Linked DNA regions of Homo sapiens: region 1 is linked to region 2. A link is a contact called in ENCODE Hi-C or POLR2A ChIA-PET data. All regions are on one chromosome and are shown on one strand. The core of a region is the stretch at or near the end of the contact, and the rest is flanking DNA. Distances in the headings are between cores, read along the strand shown.

Region 1 (7,023 bases), core at 580-3,079, 790 kb before region 2:
CTCTAGGTTCTAGGATGTTTTGACATGAATCTGCTCTTTACGTAGGGTTAAATATGAGCCTCTATAAACAGGAAATGTTTCCTTTACTTTGTCTTCTTCAAAAGCAATAACCACATATTTTAAAAGTGAAGAAGGAAACAGCTTGCAGTTTGAACAGGCGTTTTATGAAATACTTATTATTAGTTTGTAAGAAGATTTCAAATGAAGTAAAAATTCTTGTGTATATATACATGTATGAATGAATAAATATATATTCATACATACATACATGATGGTTTCCCAACCGAGGAGCAGTAAAAGTTTCTGACATTTTATTAAGCAGAAGTTCCATGGAACAGAAATCCATGTTCTACAGGCATTGAAAGGTTTCTGGATGGGATGGTCAGGCAGTGTCTACATTAGAGAAGCCAGAAGAGCTCACGGGTGGCTGACCTCGGGCACTCGAGCGTCCACAGGAGAGTGTGAGCCAGGCACGCGGTCTCATCCTTGCTCCCGAAGAGCGCCCCATCTCCTCGGGGGAAGGCAAGATACCCAGAAATGGAAAAGCCAGAACAATGCAAGATGATATATAATTAAGATGGGAGCTGTGAGGCCTAAATCAAAAGGACTAGAAAAGCTCAGAGTGGACATCAACCCACTGCGGCCAAAGCACAGGGGTAAGACTTCCAAGAGGATGGGGCTGGGGCTGAATATTAAAAGAGAATGATTTCAACGATGGAGAAGAGAGCAAGCAAGGCATTTTCCCCAAGGTGTTCAAAGAAAGGGGCCTAAGTGGGTTTATACCGCCTTCAAGGAGCAAAGCAATGCTAAGGAATAACGGCAGAGGGACAAAAAGGTAGAGGAAGCTGAGTTAAGAACAGTCTCTAGAGCCAGAATAACTGGGCTCAAATCCCAGCTCTGCCTCTTATTGTAACACCTTAGATGCATTTTCAAACATTTCCATGACCCTTGGTTTTCTCACCTGTAAAGTGGTAATAATAACTGCACCCACCTCACATGGAGAGTATGAGAATCAAAAGAGTTAATTCATGTGAAACATTTAAAATAGAACGTAAAGCCATCTATAAGCTTATTGCAGCTTAGCTATGATTATTCTGATCCTTACTACTTGGCCTTATACTTTATACAGTATTGTTTCTCGTCTTCCCAACTAGACTACAGGATCCTGGAGGGCTGTGATGGATGGAAGACCTGAACATATTTCCCAGGTGGCCAGTACCACTCTCAGCTCACTGCAGCCTGAGCTGACTGCTCGTACAAGTTGGTGCCCCATAAAAGAGTAAAATGGAGAACAATTACAGAGGGGGCATTATGAATGCGATGTTTTAGAAAAGCCAAAATGACTTCCAAAAGCATCTTCATCTTATTTTAAGACTGTTGGCCATTGGAAACAAATGCACCCTTTCTTCTCAGTCTTTGGTGCTCAGAAAGCCTTTATCAGCATGCCAGGTTTTGAAGTGTGAAGCACACAGCAGGGGCACCTCCAGTCTACAATCGGTGGCCCCCTGCAGGCCACCATGCAGGGAAGGTTCTGGGGGAGACCATGGGGTAGGCAGCGAAGGGCGATGTGACTCTTTAGGGGTGCTGTGCTTGGGCACACGGGAGGCGAGGCAGGGCCCACACAAGGACTTACTCAGTGTGCTATGGACCAAGGCTTTCAAATGTTTTCCACCTCATGGCACACACAGAAAAAGACAGATTTGCATGGTCCACAGGAAAAGCCAAAACTGTTTACAGCTGGCCCAGTGGCTTCAGGCCCTTTCCAGTTGCCCCCAAGCGGGGAGGGGACCAGTATCTCAGCCCATCTATGACCATGGCACAGTGGCTGGGAAGCTTTACCCCAGGCCATAAGGAAATACTTACACATTTAGGAAACAGGTTGATTTAACAGGAGTCTCTGACAAAGGGGATGACCTACCACGGAGATCAAGGGCAGAAAAAGACTAGATCGTTTTACTTGAATGAGTTAATGTAAAATCACAAAATTATCACATCTACTAATGTACCTGGTAATACTTTCAGCAACAAAAGTAGAAAGAGAATTAAGACAACCTCCCTGCCTTTTAGAAGCTCATAGTCTGGTATTTTAATAATGAAACACTTTTTCCTTTTTCTTCCAGGTTATCAAAGCACCCTTTGTTAGATCCAGTGGATCCTCCTGAGCGCTCTGTGACCTGCCTTCTGGCAGCACCAGGTCTTACTGACCACTCTTCCTCGACATTCTCTTCCCCAGGCTTTGTGGCATCCCGCTTTCTTTCTAGCCCTCTAGCTACGCCTTCTCAGTGTCCTCAGATTCTCCTCCTCCCACTCCTGTCCTTCAGACACGGGTGTTCTTGAAGGTTCCATGTGGGGAGTGTTTCTCTCCTTCTTCCGTGTTCTGGGTGCCCATCCATTCCTAGGGCTTCATGGGGTAGAGACTCCCAAACTCGAACCTCCAACCCAAACACTGTGTCTCAGAGCCATGTAACCCACTGTCTCCTGAACACACTTTCATCTAAATGTTAAGGAGACACCTAAGATAGAACACGTCCCAAACAAACTCATCTCCCACCCCATATCTCTTGCTGTGTCCCCTGTCTTGGGGTGTGACATCCACATCCATCCACTGCATAAACCAGATCTCTAGGCTCTGTCCACTGGAACTCCCCCGCCACTGTCTCCACCCTCACTCTCACTGCCCCGTGTGAGACCACAGTCCATGGCCGGGGTGGCTCCAGAGTTAGTTCCTAAGATACAAATCTCGTCAAGCCCCTCCTCTACTTAGAAACCCTTTGCTGGCTCCTCATTGCCCTTTTATTAATTTAAAAATATTTAATAACTCATTAACAATCACAAGCCTATTACTTGCTAACATAAATATAGATTTTTGAAATAAAAAATAACCATGTTTTCCCAAACAGAATTACTGAGAAGAGTGGCACTGTTTTCCATTTTTGCAAATCTCTTTAATGTCTGACTTACTAGAAGGTTGCTGGATTCTCCCATCTGCTTCTGCATTCGATTTTGTTCTGTTACTCTGGTTTTTGAAGTACATGAAGCAAATCCAGCCACATAGATACACAGTTAGAAAAGAAAGGGAGAGTACATTAAGGGCCTTTTCGGATGACTACAGACATCCTCCCCTTTGATGCTACTCAATGCATCCCTGTTGCTTTCAGAATCCGACAGAAATTTCTTACCTGGGCTTACCAGACTCCTGTCTGCCACTGGAGTCACTTTCTCACAACACCGCCCTCACATTCTCTACTCCTGCTGGGGAGCCTGCTCTCACCACCCTGTACTCCTCTGCGTGCTCTCACACCTCACCATCCCTTCCCCAGGACAGCTCTCAGCACATCCCATTTCACTTGCAGGCTAACCGGCCTGAATCTCACAACAGCCTATTAGCTCCACGGGGACTGTGATTCTCCATCTTGTCCTGTTTGTAGACCTGGCCTCCTGTACGACCTGGCATATGCAAGCACTCAAGAAACAGTTGCAAAATGGATAACTGAATGGACAAAGACATAGTGAGGCATATTGCTGAGTTAAGGCGTATGGGGTTTTCTTAGCCAAGACTGTAGTTAGTTGGGATATGAAGACCCAGGTGATGGGTTACTAATGAAGGCGGGGTGGAAGGGGTGAGAGGGGTTAAAGCAAGGAGGCTCCCAAAGGACATGCTTGATACCTACATTCTTCATGGACATAGCATCCTCTTCTAATACAAGAACCAGGAGTTACAAAGAAGCAATGCTGGGAAACTGGTGAAACCACAAATGGCAGCTCCTCATAGAAGACAGTTATTTGCAATTCCCTGTGCTCTGTGGAAGCTGCAGCTTTTGGTGTAAGTATGAATATGCTTACACTTAGTTTTACTCATTTGCCTTCTATGCGTAGTGCGCTGTCCTGGGGCCAGATAAGGAGGCTGTGACACAGAGAAATGACTAATTTCCTATGGCCCTGAAAAGAGTTTGGCTGAGATAACAAAACAAACGTACATTAAAAACTAAACAAGAAGCACTTCAGGACTGAACGAGAGGCATCTTGTTAGACTTAAAACTGTAGTCACGTGTCGCTTAACAACAGGGCTTCATTCTGAGAAATGTGCTGTTGGGTGACTTTGTTGCTGTGTACTTACAGAAACCTAGATGTGATCGCCTACTACACACCAAGGCTGCTTGGTGTAGCCTATGGCGACCAGGCTACAAACCTGTACAGCAAGTCACTGTGCTGAATACTGGAGGCAGCTGTAACACAATGGTAGTTGTGTATCTAAACATAGAAAAGACATAGCAAAAATATGGCATCATAATCTTATGAGACCACTGTCATACATGCAATCTGTCATTGACCAAAACATATTGTTATGTGGTGCATGACTACAAGAGTGAGCACAATACAGAGAGAAAAGACACCACAGAGGCTGCTGTCCTCAGCAAAAGCTTTGTGGCAAAACTGGGGAAAAACCAAACAAAGCCCAAAAAAAGAAAACCAAACAAAGCCCACCACCAGAACCACACACAAACTGGCAACACATTCACCACTTGGATAAGAGATGGGGCAACGCGAGGCCCAGAAGAAACCATGCTGCATATTTGAAAGCCTTGGTTCCTTGGTAAAGTCTTAAAAATAGGAACCTTAGAAAACTCAGAAGACTGAATCTAACCCTGTCATGTGAAGTGCCACCCATGATCTTTGTGTCGTGCTATAAAAACAGTGTATTGTATCTTTCTGTGCTGCTTAGCAGTAGTCTCAGTAGGTATTGGAAAAAATAATAAACTAGAGGGAAAGGAGATGATCGCTTGAACAAAGTCCCAGGCTAGTTTTGCAGCTCTCGGTTTCACTTTTCCTTTGTGGTTTCTCACAGTGACCAGTGTTGATGGATGAGATACTTCAAACAGTACTATTTCTTCTAGGCAGAACAGAAGGCAGTTTCCATGGCAATACGATCAGGAGACACAATACATCCTGTTGCTCAGTTTTGAGAACCTTTTGGCTTAGGGGACAGAAGTTTCCAACTATCGGCTGCCCTCTGCCCCGTCTCTTCTTCCTCTGTCTTGCTCTAGTCGGCTGGAGTCCCAAAGGCCACACGCCTTGCCTGTGCATTCCATGCAGGGGCTAAAAGGGTCAGGGCCACAGCTGGTGTTCCAGGGACTGATTGGGGATGGCAATGAGGACAGAAGGTGCAAAGACATCTACAGAGTACATCGGGAAGCTCCAGCACAGCTTAGGATGCAACCCAACAGCCCCTGCAAGGGATGCTTCTACTGTGTACAGTCTGACAGACATGTGTCCCAAGTCTTGTTTACTTTAATGACATTTCTTTTCAGAGGCCTGACATACCTAGCACAGCTGATCTTACTGTGACATAGGTACAATTTTACAAACAGGTTCAGTTGGTTTCAACAGCAGCTGCAAACCCAAGAGAGACAGGTTTTCCCTTTGTTTCAACAAAGCACGGCTCCCAGCCAGTTCCATCTGGGGAGGCCCTGGAGGTGCAGGGAAGGGACTCTGGAGAGAGCCATGGGATGCACATGGCTCAGCCATGCACCAGGGCGTCCAGTGGGTCTGTGCCGCCGCTGCCCTCCAGGCCCCCTGCACAGAGTGGGGTGAGACTCTGGGCAGCTGCGGGGGGGCTTGTGGCACCAAGCACGCTGCGGGCTGAGCCACAGGCCTGCGTCCTGGCTCTCGTTTGTTTTGAAAACGTGACTGACCCATCACTCCTCATGGGGAACTTTTCCTCCAGGGACCGTCAGGACCAGAGGTGTCCCAACCTTTTCCTGTGTTTTGGTTTGGTTTTGGTTTTGGTAGAGAATGAGAATGCTAAGGCTGCTCTGTGAGGAGGAGGTGGTGGTGAGAGGGTGGCGTGGGGGGACCACAGGGTTCCACAGCCCACAGCCCAGCTGCAGGTCAGGGACATCAGCGCAGGAAGAGCATGCCAAGGCCTTGTCTTGCAGCTTCCTCACTCCCTCGACTGAGTGACACACCTGTAAGCACTGAACGCTGGTGACGGTAAGGGCCACACAGCGAGGACTGAGACAGTGGCCTTGAAGACATAAGAATGGAAGTGCATCTCTCAGAGTGTGGATTATCCATTTCTGCATCGTATATTCTGTTTTCCCTTCCTTCATTCTTTTGTCTGCCAAATTTGGGGTCATTTTTTCCTTCCCAGCATTGGCTCTACACACAAATTATAAAGTAAAAGTCAAAATTAAAATTAGTTTTGGTACTTGTTACAGTAAATGTTTTGACAGAAACAGAGGTGAAACTCCTAATTAAAAATGAGACTGGGGATTACTCAAGGTTTCCCCTCTTCTTACATTTCCTCCGTGGAGAGTTCATCCATTTTCATGTCTTCAGTGACCACCTGAGTCTCATTCCCGCACTTGCCTATCTGCGTTCACCGTGGCAGGCGGATGTCCACTTCCCAGCTCATGTCTGGACTCAGCTCTCCTCTGTCCATCAAACCCAGCCAACGCTGAAGGACTACTGATTTTCCCCTGGGAGAGGATCTGCCCGTTTAGGTCCTTGCTGTTGCACTCCGAGATTATGCCAACAACTTCTTGGATGACATGACTGCCAGTAAGATTTCCCCAATCCAATCTGCATGCCACGGTCAGTGAGTGTGCACAAGAAGCCCTTTCACAATGACACTGCCTCAACCAAAAACCCTCGGGCATCCTGTCTGAGTCTGTCCTGTTTTGCAGGTCTGCCCAAACCAGCCCCATCGTAAATTACTTCTCTAAATTACATCCTAAATTACTATGTCGGCTCAAACTGTCCCTGCCACCTAAAGTGCCCTCCCTGGTCCCTTCCATTTGCATAGGGCCCAACTCCTGTTTCCCATCTGTAAGTGGCTTCTTTCTCTGCAACCCAAACCCTCCTGTTCCCCTGCTCTGCTGAACTTCCACAGAACTCAGCCAAGCCGCCAAGTGAACAGAGAATAAAACCCTGAGTCTGGGTTTCCCCAGCTGTAAAATGGAAAGCTGGACTAGATAGCCTTAAGCTAGTTATGAGCTGTCTCTTCCCAATCATTATATTAAA
Region 2 (6,790 bases), core at 156-2,655:
TTTCTTGCTGCTTGGATAAATAGACCTTTGCTGAGAATGCCCCTTGCATCAGGATAGTGAGACTGGTGTCTAATGGCCAGTCTGGGAACATGGGGAGCTTTTCTCAAGTGCTCTGCTCCACCCTAGGGAAGCCTGTGCACTCTGGGAGTCTGGGAAATGAAGGCAAACACAGGACAGCTGCATTTAATTGTGGCTTAAGTGCTCTTGTACTTTTTTTTCTTGTTAGTGTCACATTTCCACGGGTTCTTTTCCGTTCCTTCCTTGGGAGGTGCCTGCCCAGTTACCCTGTTACCATCTGCACCCTGGGGGAAGGTTGGTGTGTCACTGGGTGTGGACAGTCAGGACATCCGAGACGTGGGTTCGGAGAGCACCTTGGGGACTTGCTGAACTGTGGAGTGTGCTCTGGTGACTGACAGCATTGGACTGCACAGGGGAGCCTGCAGAGTATAGTGCCCGGAGTCGTTGGAGGCAGAGTTCAGAGCCTCAGTCCATCCTGTCCTCAAGAGGTCGGCTGCCTGCTTTGGGGCATGTGCTCTAAGAAGGTTGCAGTGACTGAGGACACAGTGAGCAAAGGCACATGGTTGGAAAGCGGTGACACAGCTTCTGGTGGGCTAGATCTAGATCGGTCCTGGAGCTGAAGAGGCAGTGGGGTGCCTGTGGGCCTGGGGGAGGCCTTGCATCTGTAGACAGCCGGAAGTATGGCACATTTTTGAGCAGATGATCTCCTGTTCTTTGGGGCTCCTGCTTTCTCAGGTGTGGGGAGTGCTGGGTGCCCCTTTAGAAGGCATTGCAGCACTTCAGGGAAGAGGAAGCCCAGGGATGCGAGTGGGGAGCCCAGGTGTCAGTAGGACAGCCTAAGTGGATTTTTTTAGCATTCACTCAGCTTCGTGGCTTGAACTCTCAGTGAACATTTTATAGTATCTCATTACTCCTCTTGCTTTATGATCCTTTTTGCTGATCAGTGCTAAAGAGTAATAAGTACTCAGTTACTGTTAGTTACTGTTTTGTTAGTTAGTTGCCTATGTAAGTGTCAAAAAAACAAAAAACCTATTTTGAATACTCCGTGTTCCAAAATGTAACAATGGTAAGAATTTGTTTTGCTTGAAAGTGTTCTTTTTTGAGGGGGAGGATGGTCACAAGGTTTTTTTAAATTAGAAAAACCCAAACTTTTGGAGGAGTCCAGTCTCAGATCTGGGAGTATTCTTGATAGCATGTCACATAAAAGCAAGTGACCTTCAAGTAGGAATTGGTCAGATGAGATTTTCTAGCTTGCTAACTGTGCTGAGCAGTTATGGGCAGGTGGCGGCTGGCATCATTGCTTTCCCACCCTCTTTCTGACTTTGATGCTCTTCTTGGAGCTACGGTCTGATGCGTAGAGCTGAGCTGCCTAATGTGGTGCAGGTTGAGTTTCATTTTCAGTTCAGTATTTTTCCAGGACCCTGGTGCAAGATGCAGGGTGAGCAGTTACTGAAGGGAGGAGCCTGTCGATGGTCACTGCTACTTTCTGCTGTGCTTGTGCGGTTACACACACTCTAAAGCCGCAGTCCAGGCGTCCGATGGTCTCCTGAGAAACGGGCCCCTTAGCTCTTTATTTGGGCGATTACTCCCGATGATTCAGAGCTGCCCTTGTGGAAGCTCCTTACCTGCAGGAAGTGGACCACACCCAAGCCACCTTTCTGTGCCTTTTAATGCCTTAGCTCAGCTGATTATCATTAATGGAATCTTGTGGGTGGTGTGAGTGCAGGAAATAGAAGTTGCACTCTATTATCCATGTCTCATCGCGTAGAATCAGCCACTGTCGTCGGAGTAGTTTGTAGCAGTCATTTCCCATAATTCATGTTTTTGCAGTGGAAATTATAAAAAATATAAGTGCCAAATGCTTTGGGAAAAATAACCTGCCTCCTGAGGGTGACTATGGAGTTTCTTAATCCTAAATGGCTCCCTGGTTTGCAAGGTTTAAATTAGGGGAAATAAACTGAGATATGCCTTTGCTTGGTACAAACTGTGAAACATCCCAAATTGGTGGTTACCAGTCACTTTATGCGCACCCAGGGAACAACATTGTTGACTCTAGAGACCTTCCATTGTGTTTCTTGAGGGTTCTTCGTCAGCAAAAGAAACCTTTTCTGTTCTGCGCTCTGTTGGTATCTGAATACATTGTGGGAACATTTCAAGTTTTAAATTAATGCTTACCAAGTACGTAGCTGGGGTTTATCTTCCTATTATTTTAAGTCTCTTCCTGTTTTTTAAGAGAATTTTAGGCCGTAAGGTTTGAAAGAACTGTTACAGGTCCACATCCTTTGTTTTATTTGTAATTACTTAGGATTTTGTTTAGTTTCTATTTAGAAATGTCTAATGGGTAGTTTTGTAAGGTTGGTTGGGAAAGATAGCAGCTGCTTCCACCTCCCGCCATTTCTTATTCCCCGAGGGCAGCCCCTTTGATCTCTCCTGGTTGATTTTTGTTTTTGTTACTCCTTAGTTTATGAGGAACATTAAAAAATTGACCGGGGGCGGTGGCTCACGCCTGTAATCCCAGCACGTTGGGAGGCTGAGGCAGGTGGATCACTTGAAGTCAGGAGTTCAAGACCAGCCTGGCCAACATGGTGAAACTCTGTCTCTACTAAAAATACAAAAAAAACAGCTGGGCGTGGTGGTGGGCGCATGTATTCCCAGCTACTTGGGAGGCTGAGGCAGGAGAATTCTTTGAACCTGGGAGGCGGAGGTTGCAGTGAGCTGAGATGGTGCCACTGCACTCCAGCCTAGGTGACAGAGTGAAACTCCATCTCAAAAAAAAAAAAAAAAATTTCTGCCTGTGTTTTTTTTTTTTTCCTGGTTTCAGGCATTGTCTATAGACTTTGGACCCTGCGGATGAGGATTTACTTCTCTTCCGCTTGCCTCTTTTCCTCACATGGGCTCCCCGCTCTCCCCCAGCAGAGAGATGTTGTAATGTCAGTGAGGTCAGAATGCGGTGTGTACATTAATGGACTGCAGACGGATCTGCAGCCCAGCCATTATTACTCAACCATAGTTACTGATCAGATTTCTTTTCTTTTGGTAATGCTTCTCATTCATCCCAGCACTCTGTAGTTGTTGCAACCTTGTCTTAGGAAGTTCGGGTGGCACCTGTGCCTTTCGTCACCTGCGTATCTTCTATGCTTCTTGTGCCACCCCCATCCTCTGGTCTTCCTTTGCTCTCATCCTCTGGGTTCCTTCTGCTGCTCTCTTGTGTTGAATATCTGTTTTGTTTTTTTTTGTTTTTTTTTTTTTGTCTCTGCTGTCATTTTCTTTCTTGGTTTATGCCATGATGTTGGTTGGGCATATAGTGCGCCATTTTCTGTGAATAGGCAGCGTGGGAGACAGGCTTTTCAAAAATTTTTTTTCTTCTCCCTCAGTTGATATTTTAGCATGGTGTAAAATTGCAGGGTGGACATTCATTTCCTCCAGAATTTTAAAGGTGTTTCTCCACTGTGTTTTAGCTTCCAGTGTTGCTGTTGAAGATGGAGGCCCTGCCAGCACCGGCTTCTGTGTGTGCAGGCTGTGCTGTTCTTCCTGGACCTAATGGGATCTGAACTTTTTCCTTGAGTTCTGAAGTTTCACAATGATGTGGCTTGGAGTGGGGCTGTTTTCGTTTCTCGTGACAGATACTTGGTTAGGCCTTTTCTGTGAAGCGACTCAGATCTTTTCATTGACTTTTTTCTTTGATTCCCCTCCCCCCTTCCATTTTCTGTGTTCTTTCTTTCTGAAACTTTATTACTTGGATGGTGAACCTTCTGCATCGGCCCTCAAATATTCTTTTATCTTTTTTGTTTTTCGAGATGGAGTCTCGCTCTGTCACCCAGGCTGGAGTGCAATGGCGTGATCTTCATTCACTGCAACATCTGCCCCCCCAGGTTCCAGTGATTCTCCTGCCTCAGCCTCCCGAGTAGCTGGGATTACAGGCGCCCACCACCATGCCTGGCTAATTTTTGTATTTTTTAGTAGAGATGAGGTTTCACCATGTGGAGCAGGCAGGTCTCGAACTCCTGACCTCAGGTGATCCACATGCCTCGGCCTCCCAAAGTGGTGGGATTACAGGTGTGAGCCACCATCCCCGGCCTTCATTCCCCATTTTTAAGTATGCTGCCTCTGCTTCCGGCTGTGTCTGCTGCAGCCTGGTCCATATATCCTCAATTTTTCCTTCCTTTGCAGATAATATATTTTCATCATTTCCTTGACTTTGGGAGCCTGGCTGTGAGATGTGGGGCAAGCTGTCTGGCTGTCTACCCACTTCTGTGGCTGACTTTGAGGCTCTGCCTGGTTCACTCATTCCCCCGGCAGAGGGACTGGTGCCGTCAGTTCCTGAGAGCCGGGGGTCCAGCACTGTGAGTTAAGTTAGTTCTCTGCTGGCCCGGCGCGATGGCTCATGCCTGTAATCTCAGCACTTTGGGAGGCCGAAGCGGGTGGATCATTTGAGGTCAGGATTTCGAGACCAGCCTGACCAACATGGTGAAACCCCTTCTCTACCAAAAACACAAAAATTAGCCAGGCGTGATGATACACGCCTGTAATCCCAGCTACTTGGCAGGCTGAGGCAGAATTGCTTGAACCCAGGAGACGGAAGTTGCAGGGAGCCGAGATCGCGCCATTGCACTCCAGCCTGGGCGACAGAGCGAGACTGTGCCTCCAAAAAAAAAAAAAGTTCTCTGTTTTCTGCACCTCCGGTTTAGCGTTGTCTTCCTCTACTCCCCACCCCCCCCCTTTTTTTTTTTAAACCACTACCTACTTTCCAGCTTCTGAGATTTCATTGCAGTTGTCTTCTCTCTGTTTCAGGTATGTGGTGGTTTTTAGATTTATGATTTTAGTGGGATTTCAGGATTGACCCAATTAGATGCTGCTGTCTGTGTGACCCCTCTACCTCCAAGTTGCTATTCTTCAGTTTATAGGTGAATAAAGACAGGGCCAGGCAGGTGAGGAAATTCCAAGAGCTAGGACTGACTGCTGGGCCAGGGCGGCGGGCAAGAACTCGGAGCCTCCGTTCTCTTCATCATGAGATTGTGCCTCTTATTTTCTCCCTGTAAATAAACAGCAGTATACATGTCTGCTTATTTTTCCATCTCTCTACTGGTCGGTGGCCTCCACCTCCCCAACTTGAACTGAGAACCTGCTCTTCTTGCTTCTCTCATTTTTTTGGTCCCAAGATCCTGTGGACACAGAACGATGTCCGGGAGCCTCATAGGATCTCTCTGGAGAAACGCTTGCTTAAGTTTATGATGCTTTGGGGTTCCAACCCCCTGGTCCAGAATTGAGTATGTGCTTCTTGGCAGGGCGGAGGTGGCATCAGTCTGGTCGTATGTTCCGTGGTGGTCGGTGCAGGACTGGGGCACACGTGTGCCACAGATGCCGAATAGCCCGTCAGAGGGCCTGGGTGTTATGTGGCTGTCCCAGTGGCCATGTGTTAGCAGATTGCATGTTGCAGAGTCAGTGGTGTCTGCGCGCTGGGGGCACTGCACAGCGCTGGCCATAAATCCATAGCATGTTAATGGATGGAGGACTTGAAGGGTGCGTATCTAAACAGCGAAAGCTCTTCTTTGGGGTATGGCCTTCAAGTGATTTCTTGCTTAAGGACAGAGTACTTTCTTGGGTAGAATTTTACAGCAACGAACCATTGAGTAGAAATGAAAAACAGTCTGGAACTTGGGACTGAGCCTTAGCCCGCAGTTATTTTAGGTATAGTTTCGTCGAACTTTGGAAGCGTGTTCAATGTGGTGACTTCAAAGTTATTAAACTGCCACTTGAACTCCAGATGAAGAAAGGTATTGCTTGAGGAGCGTTCCTGTGGTATGTGTGATGGATGCAGTTTCCTGGTACCAAATATTTCTTGAGAGGTAATTCACACAGAAAAAGCTGGTAGCACAAAGCCTCACTTCTTCAGCAGTTCTGCAGCAGAGCTTTCTTCTCCCACCTGCTTCCCTGTTGCTTGCTGTGGGTAGGTGGAAGGACTGAGCCTGTGGCATGGCTGGATTTATGTCAGTCTAGAAAATAAACATCTTTGGAATTTGTTGCCCTTCATGGGAAGCCTTGTCGGAAGGGGACTGCTTTGATTGAGTTTTCTTCAGTGAGGGCCAGGCCTCTTGGTGAACCCTCAGGGTCTCTGCTGAGGGAATGGCTGTCAGACTAATTTTACAGATGAGAAAACCGAGGCTTATGAAACCTGCCCAAGGCCTCGGCTAGAAAACAGCATCACTGGGGCGGAAGCCCTGACTGGGAGGCCAGCATGTGTGTTCTTTTCCTTCCTCCCGACTGCCTGCTCCCTGGCGTGTCAGATTCCCTGCACCACATCCCCAACACAGCTCTGCCCTCCTGACCGTCACATTGTCCCTCCAGCCTCCATGAAACAGCTGAGTTCAGGGCTGTGAACAGAGGGTGTTTTGGGCGTTTTTATTTCCTTGTTTTTAACCTTTAAAGAAGAGTGTGTTCATGTTTCATTGTTATTCATTTTTTTTGAGGAAAAGAAAAATCTCCATTTCATTGAGGGCAGGTCCTTCCCCCATAGCCTGGCGTGCTTCTGGCTGGCAGCGTGCCTGGCACAGCAAGGTGGGCAGCTGGCGGTGTGGGTCCTTGTGGTCCTGTGCCGGAGGGGCTGGGCCTTCTTGGTGGCGGTTGTCTGCGTGAGAGGAGGTAGCTGACCTTGGCTGCCACCCCCATGCCTACCGCCTGGTGCTGGAGCAGAGGGAGCCCTGGGCCTTCAGCCCACCGGGCTGGCACTGCGCTGTCTGTGCACTCCTCCTGATCGGGAAACTTGTTCCTGGAT

The links. A loop is a pair of places that touch in the nucleus more often than their neighbours do. ChIA-PET counts read pairs that join two places held with the same protein, here RNA polymerase II (POLR2A). Pooled maps may share reads with other maps.
Region 1: a map of naive thymus-derived CD4-positive, alpha-beta T cell shows a loop between it and region 2 (6-fold over the local background). The contact joins two enhancer-like sites. A Hi-C loop is called at or near these places in 1 of 168 maps with a recorded cell type or tissue (naive thymus-derived CD4-positive, alpha-beta T cell) and 10 of 50 pooled maps. POLR2A ChIA-PET finds 5 or more read pairs at or near these places in 1 of 52 experiments (activated CD4-positive, alpha-beta T cell).

What each region holds. Positions count from the first base shown.
Region 1 is chr13:99,354,362-99,361,384 of GRCh38, reverse strand. All of the region lies in intron 7 of UBAC2 (UBA domain containing 2), which reads right to left. MIR623 (microRNA 623) reads right to left here and starts at 5,254; the gene lies at 5,157-5,254. RefSeq lists an enhancer at 4,988-5,227. Within about 2 kb of position 1,829, at least 3 of the 41 ENCODE cell types and tissues checked have a DNase peak (open chromatin) inside an H3K27ac peak, as active enhancers do.
Region 2 is chr13:98,565,891-98,572,680 of GRCh38, reverse strand. All of the region lies in intron 1 of STK24 (serine/threonine kinase 24), which reads left to right. Among named protein-coding and RNA genes, the nearest start is that of STK24, 7.8 kb to the left of the region's middle. RefSeq lists a silencer at 252-546 and enhancers at 1,398-1,447, 1,075-2,274, 4,299-4,800. Within about 2 kb of position 1,405, at least 28 of the 41 ENCODE cell types and tissues checked have a DNase peak (open chromatin) inside an H3K27ac peak, as active enhancers do.